Regions from separate parts of the Homo sapiens genome. Here region 1 is linked to region 2. Evidence: read pairs that join two places in POLR2A ChIA-PET (ENCODE). Cell type or tissue: PC-9. All regions are shown on one strand.

What was found. ChIA-PET counts read pairs that join two places held together with the same protein. Peaks named below come from ENCODE experiments on the same cell type or tissue, not always from the same donor. Only the 100,000 strongest peaks of a DNase experiment are listed, where the experiment ranks them.
Region 1: POLR2A ChIA-PET joins it to region 2 with 14 read pairs; 3 of 35 experiments call an interaction of 5 or more read pairs at or near these places.

What each region holds. Positions count from the first base shown.
Region 1 is chr3:196,273,565-196,276,064 of GRCh38, forward strand. All of the region lies in intron 1 of PCYT1A (phosphate cytidylyltransferase 1A, choline), which reads right to left. Among named protein-coding and RNA genes, the nearest start is that of PCYT1A, 13 kb to the right of the region's middle. RefSeq lists enhancers at 1-19, 1,188-1,397. In PC-9, no CTCF peak of the experiment used is centred here; a DNase peak (open chromatin) is centred at 1,237; H3K27ac peaks cover 1,641 bases.
Region 2 is chr3:196,109,556-196,112,055 of GRCh38, forward strand. No RefSeq gene overlaps it. Among named protein-coding and RNA genes, the nearest start is that of TFRC, 29 kb to the left of the region's middle. RefSeq lists a silencer at 2,380-2,439. In PC-9, a CTCF peak has its summit at 1,075; DNase peaks (open chromatin) are centred at 1,046 and 1,526; H3K27ac peaks cover 2,397 bases.

The sequences.
Region 1 (2,500 bases), 160 kb after region 2:
CGGAGAGGAGACCCAGAGTGGATAGCTCCTATCTGCAGGCAGGTCATCCTGACGTCTCTGCAGCCCTCAGTGGAGAGGAGACCTGGAGTGGGAAGCTCCTATCCGCAGGCAGGTCATCCCATCAAGTATGGCTGAGTCCAGGGTTTCTACGGGCTTCAGCGGGCAGGAAGTGCATGCTGATTGGTCCATGGGCAGCCACAGGCAGCCCGGAAAAAGCATCGTAAGTTCTCATTCCAGTCCACAGAACTGGCAGCCTGGGCCCCAGGCTTCAGGCCATCCCTGGCTTGAAGGTGGGGCTTCACCAGGGACCCGCCCATTTCCGCCTAGGAGCCTGTCTGCCTCCTGCTGTCATCAACCTGCTGTCCACAGCGCCCAGGCTATTCACGAAGGGGCGCCTGCAGGCCTGAATGGAGCTGCTCTCAGCTCCGCCTTGGCGTCCCCTCCTGTGCTGCTGGACACCCAAAATCCAGAGGGGGCCAAGGCAGAAGGGGGCTGGCATGTCAGCACTGCCCCTAGCACACGCAAACCCAGCCAGGTCATGACAGTGCCCAGGCTTGGCCTCAACTTTGCTCCAAAATCAGAGCAGGCACCAGGAGCAAGGAGAGGCCAGGCAGTGGGAGCAGGCACTTCAAGCCTGCAGGGGCAGGGGAGGTTCCTGGGCCCCCAAAAGCACAGGGAAGCCCGGGTATGTAGCCACGGCTGCTCCCGCCCTGCCAACTTGGAAACGGGCAGGGCTTCCACCTACTCCCAGCTCCCAGTGGCTCCATGGAGCGTGCAGCACAGACCATGCCTCCCCGACTGCAGCCGGCATCATGGCAGCAGCCCATCCAGACAGGCCACCGCTGCCATCATTTAGATGTTGGCTTTTCAGCCCCCTGCAGGGATAGTTGCGTTTTTCTTAAGTAACACAATTTGTACAAATAAATTACTTTCTTGATACTGATGAAATTTTAGGAATCAGCCAGAAATTGGGGGTAGGGGAAACTCTATGATAAACTGTCATCTCTGCACAAGATACGGTTCAGAGAAAAATCTTCAGAACAGGTGGAAAACCAATGCCAGACAGAATGAGGACAGTCTGCTCTGCCCTACTGCCTCTCATAAGCCTGACTGAGATGTTCGTCTAAACAACTGCAACTGTGCCTTACTTTCTTTCCTCCGGCTCAACTCCGAGTGGCAATATGACAAGATCTACAAGAAACTGGCCTAATTCTTAGAAGCTGAAGGTGACACCCCATGAGTCATGGCCAACATGAAAAAATGTCAGAGTCGAAAGTGAAAGATGAGCACCACCTAGAAACTTCCTTTCATCACAAATGCAAATTAAAATGGAAGAAGGGTTCTATACATTTCACTCCGAGTTCTTTCAGTGATGATGATCAGAGCTTGTCTTCACTATTGTTCTTAATGATTCCTTCATAATATTCAGAGGTCAATACTCTCATCTCAGTGGTCTGAGTGAACTACTCAAAATGCCTAATCCATCCAATTAATGATTGTTTTCTAATTTGCACAGTACTCTTCTGTAAGTATCTGCTCAATTCTTCTAAGTGTAGAGAGACAAAATCCACTATGAGAAATATAATCAGCAATTTGGCATCTGGCAAGTCAATAATATCAGGCAGTCAAAAATATGAGTACTTACTGCTTACAAAGTACTGTATCATAATTTTTAAGTACAAACTGAACCTGGAGGACATTATGCTAAGTGAAATAAGCCAGACGAGAAAGACAAATACCACAAATGACCTCACTTATTTGTGGAATCTAAAAGAGTGGAACTCACAGAAGTACAGAATGGAATGGTGGTTACAAGAGATGGACAGAAGAGGGTGGAGAGCAAAAAGGGAGATGTCGAGTACAAAAATTCAGTTTTGAAAGGAGAAACAGGCTGGGCACAGTGGCTCACGCCTGTAATCTCAGCCTTTGGGAGGCTGAGGCGGGTGGATCACGAGGTCAAGAGATCGAGACCATCCTGGCCAACATGGTGAAACCCCATCTCTACTAAAAGTACAAAAAATAGCTGGGTGTGGTGGCGCATATCTGTAATCCCAGCTACTCGGGAGGCTGAGGCAGAAGAATCCCTTGAACCCAGGAGACAGAGGTTGCAGTGAGCTGAGATCGCACCACTGCACTCCAGCCTGGCAACAGAGTAAGACTCTGTCTCAACAAAAAAGAAAAAAAAAAAGAATGGAGAAATAAGCTTTAGTGATCTATTGCACAGAATGGTGACTATAATAAATAATAATGCAGCCAGGCACGGTGGCTCACACCTGTAATCCCAGCACTTTGGGACGCCAAGGCAGGCGGATCACAAGGTCAGGAGATTGAGAACATCCTGGCTAACACAGTGAAACCCTGTCTCTACTAAAAATACAAAAAATTAGCCAGGCGTGGTGGCGGGCACCTGTAGTCCCAGCTGCTGGGGAGGCTGAGGCAGGAGAATGGTGTGAACCCGGGAGGCAGAGCTTGCAGTGAGCCGAGATCGTGCCACTGCACT
Region 2 (2,500 bases):
AGTGATCCTGAGAACTTGCCTAGAGTTTCAGTGCAAGAAAAGGCTGGCTTCGGCTGGGTGCAGTGGCTCTCGCCTGTAATCCTAGCACTCTGGGAGGCCGAGGCGGGTGGATCATGAGGTCAGGAGATCGAGACCATCCTGGCTAACATGATGAAACCCCGTCTCTACTAAAAATACAAAAAAAAAAAAAAAAAAAAAAAAAAGCTGGGCATGGTGGCGAGTGCCTGTAGTCCCAGCTACTCGGGAGGCTGAGGCAGGAGAATGGCGTGAACCCGGGAGGCGGAGTTTGCAGTGAGCCAAGATCGTGCCACGGCACTCCAGCCTGGGCGACAGGGCAAGACTCCGTCTCAAAAAAAGAAAAAAAAAAGAAAAGGCTGGCTTCTCCTGATTAATGGTCATCTTATTTTTGACACAATTTGTAATAACTTTTTTTTTTGAGACAGAATCTTGCTCTGTTGCCCAGGCTGGAGTGCAGTGGCGTGATCTGGGCTCACTGCAAGCTCTGCCTCCTGGGTTCACACCATTCTCCTGCCTCAGCCTCCTGGGTAGCTGGGACTACAGGCACCCGCCACCATGCCTGGCTACTTTTTTGTATTTTTTAGTAGAGACGGGGTTTCACCATGTTAGCCAGGATGGCCTCGGTCTCCTGACCTTGTGATCCACCCGCCTCGGCCTCCCCGAGTGCTGGGATCACAGGCGTGAGCCACCGCACCTGCCACGTAGAGCCTATTTTCTTATCCATAAAACAATACCTACTTCACGGGGTTGTTCTGAGGATTAAGACAATCTATGTAAAATAATTAGCCAATACACAACCTATAGCATGCTCAGTAAATGGTAGCTGGTATAACAATTATGGGTTTCTTGTTTGTTTTTTTGTTTGAGATGCAGTCTGGCTGTTGCCCAGGCTGGTCTTAAATTCCTGGGCTCAAGCAGTCCTCCCGCCTCGGCCTCCCAAAGTGTTGGGATTATGAGCACGAGCCACCACATCCGGATAAAGGAAGTCCCTGTCCGGGATCACCTGAGGCTAAAGAGAGCTGCGTCACCCAACGTCATGCTCCCCCTAGGGACAGCTGCATTCCTGACAAGGGCCATCCCAGCTCCAGAGAGTCACTCCTATTGAGAGATTTGCTGAGGCCTTTGTTTCCTGAGCTCCAGGCCGACGTCCCCTAATCCTGCAGCCCTGCCTCCTCACAGGTATTAATCCTGAGGGCATTTTTTTTCTTTCTTTTTGGGCGGGGGGCGGGGGGGGCACGAGGTTTTGCTCTTACTGCCCAGGCTAGAGTGCAATGGCACAATCTTCACTCACTGCAACTTCCAACTCCCGGGTTCAAGCGATTGTCCTGCCTCCGCCTCCTGAGTAGCTGGGGTTACAAGCATGCGCCACCGCGCCCAGCTAATTTTGTATTTTTAGTAGAGATGGGGTTTCACCATGTTGGTCAGGCTGGTCTTGAACTGCTGACCTCAGGTGACTCACCCACCTTGGCCTCCCAAAGTGCTGGGATTACAGGCATGAGCCACAGTGCCCGGCCTCCTGAGGGCATCTTTAATAAACTTCCTGATCACAAATCTCCCTCTTGGTCTGCTTCCCAGACACCCAACCTCTGTCTGTTGTAAGGAGAGGTTATTAAATGGCCCTGTCTCTGACAGTCTAATGTATTTCTCTCCACAATGGCATGTACCCTCCTAGTTCCCCTGAGAGTACACTGTCTTCTTGGGGATGCATCTAGACCTGGTAATTTCTAGAAACTGATCGAAGTTAGAGACTGGGAGAAAATACAGAAATCCTAATCCTGGCCGGGCGCGGTGGCTCACGCTTGTAATCCCAGCACTTTGGAGGCCGAGGCGGGCGGATCACGAGGTCAGGAGATGGAGACCATCCTGGCTAACGCGGTGAAACCCCACCTCTATTAAAAATACAAAAAGTTAGCCGGGCGTGGTGGCGGGCGCCTGTAGTCCCAGCTATTCGGGAGGCTGAGGCAGGAGAATGGCGTGAACCCGGGAGGCGGAGCCTGCAGTGAGCCGAGATCACGCCAGTGCACTCCAGCCTGGGCCACAGAGTGAGACTCCGTCTCAAAAAAAAAAAAAAAAAAGAAATCCTAATCGTTCCTGCACCAATTCCCATCCTTACTTCCTACTTCGCCCTGCCCAAATGAAAAAATACAAAAATTAGCTGGTCGTGGTGGCGGGCACCTGTAATCCCAGCTACTCGGGAGGCTGAGGCAGGAGAATCGCTTGAACCCAGGAGGCGGAGCTTGCAGTGAGCCGAGATCGCGCCACTGCACTCCAGCCTGGGCAACAAAGAGCAAAACTCCGTCTCAAAAAAAAACACAAAAGATTACAACTCCAAGACCAGCCTGGGCAACATGGTGAAACCCTGTCTCGACAAAAACACAGACATTAGCCTGGTGTGGTGGTGTGTGCCTGTGGTCCCAGCTATTCAGGAGGCTGAGGTGGGAGGCAGAGGTTGCAGTGAGCCAAGATCATGCCACTGCACTGT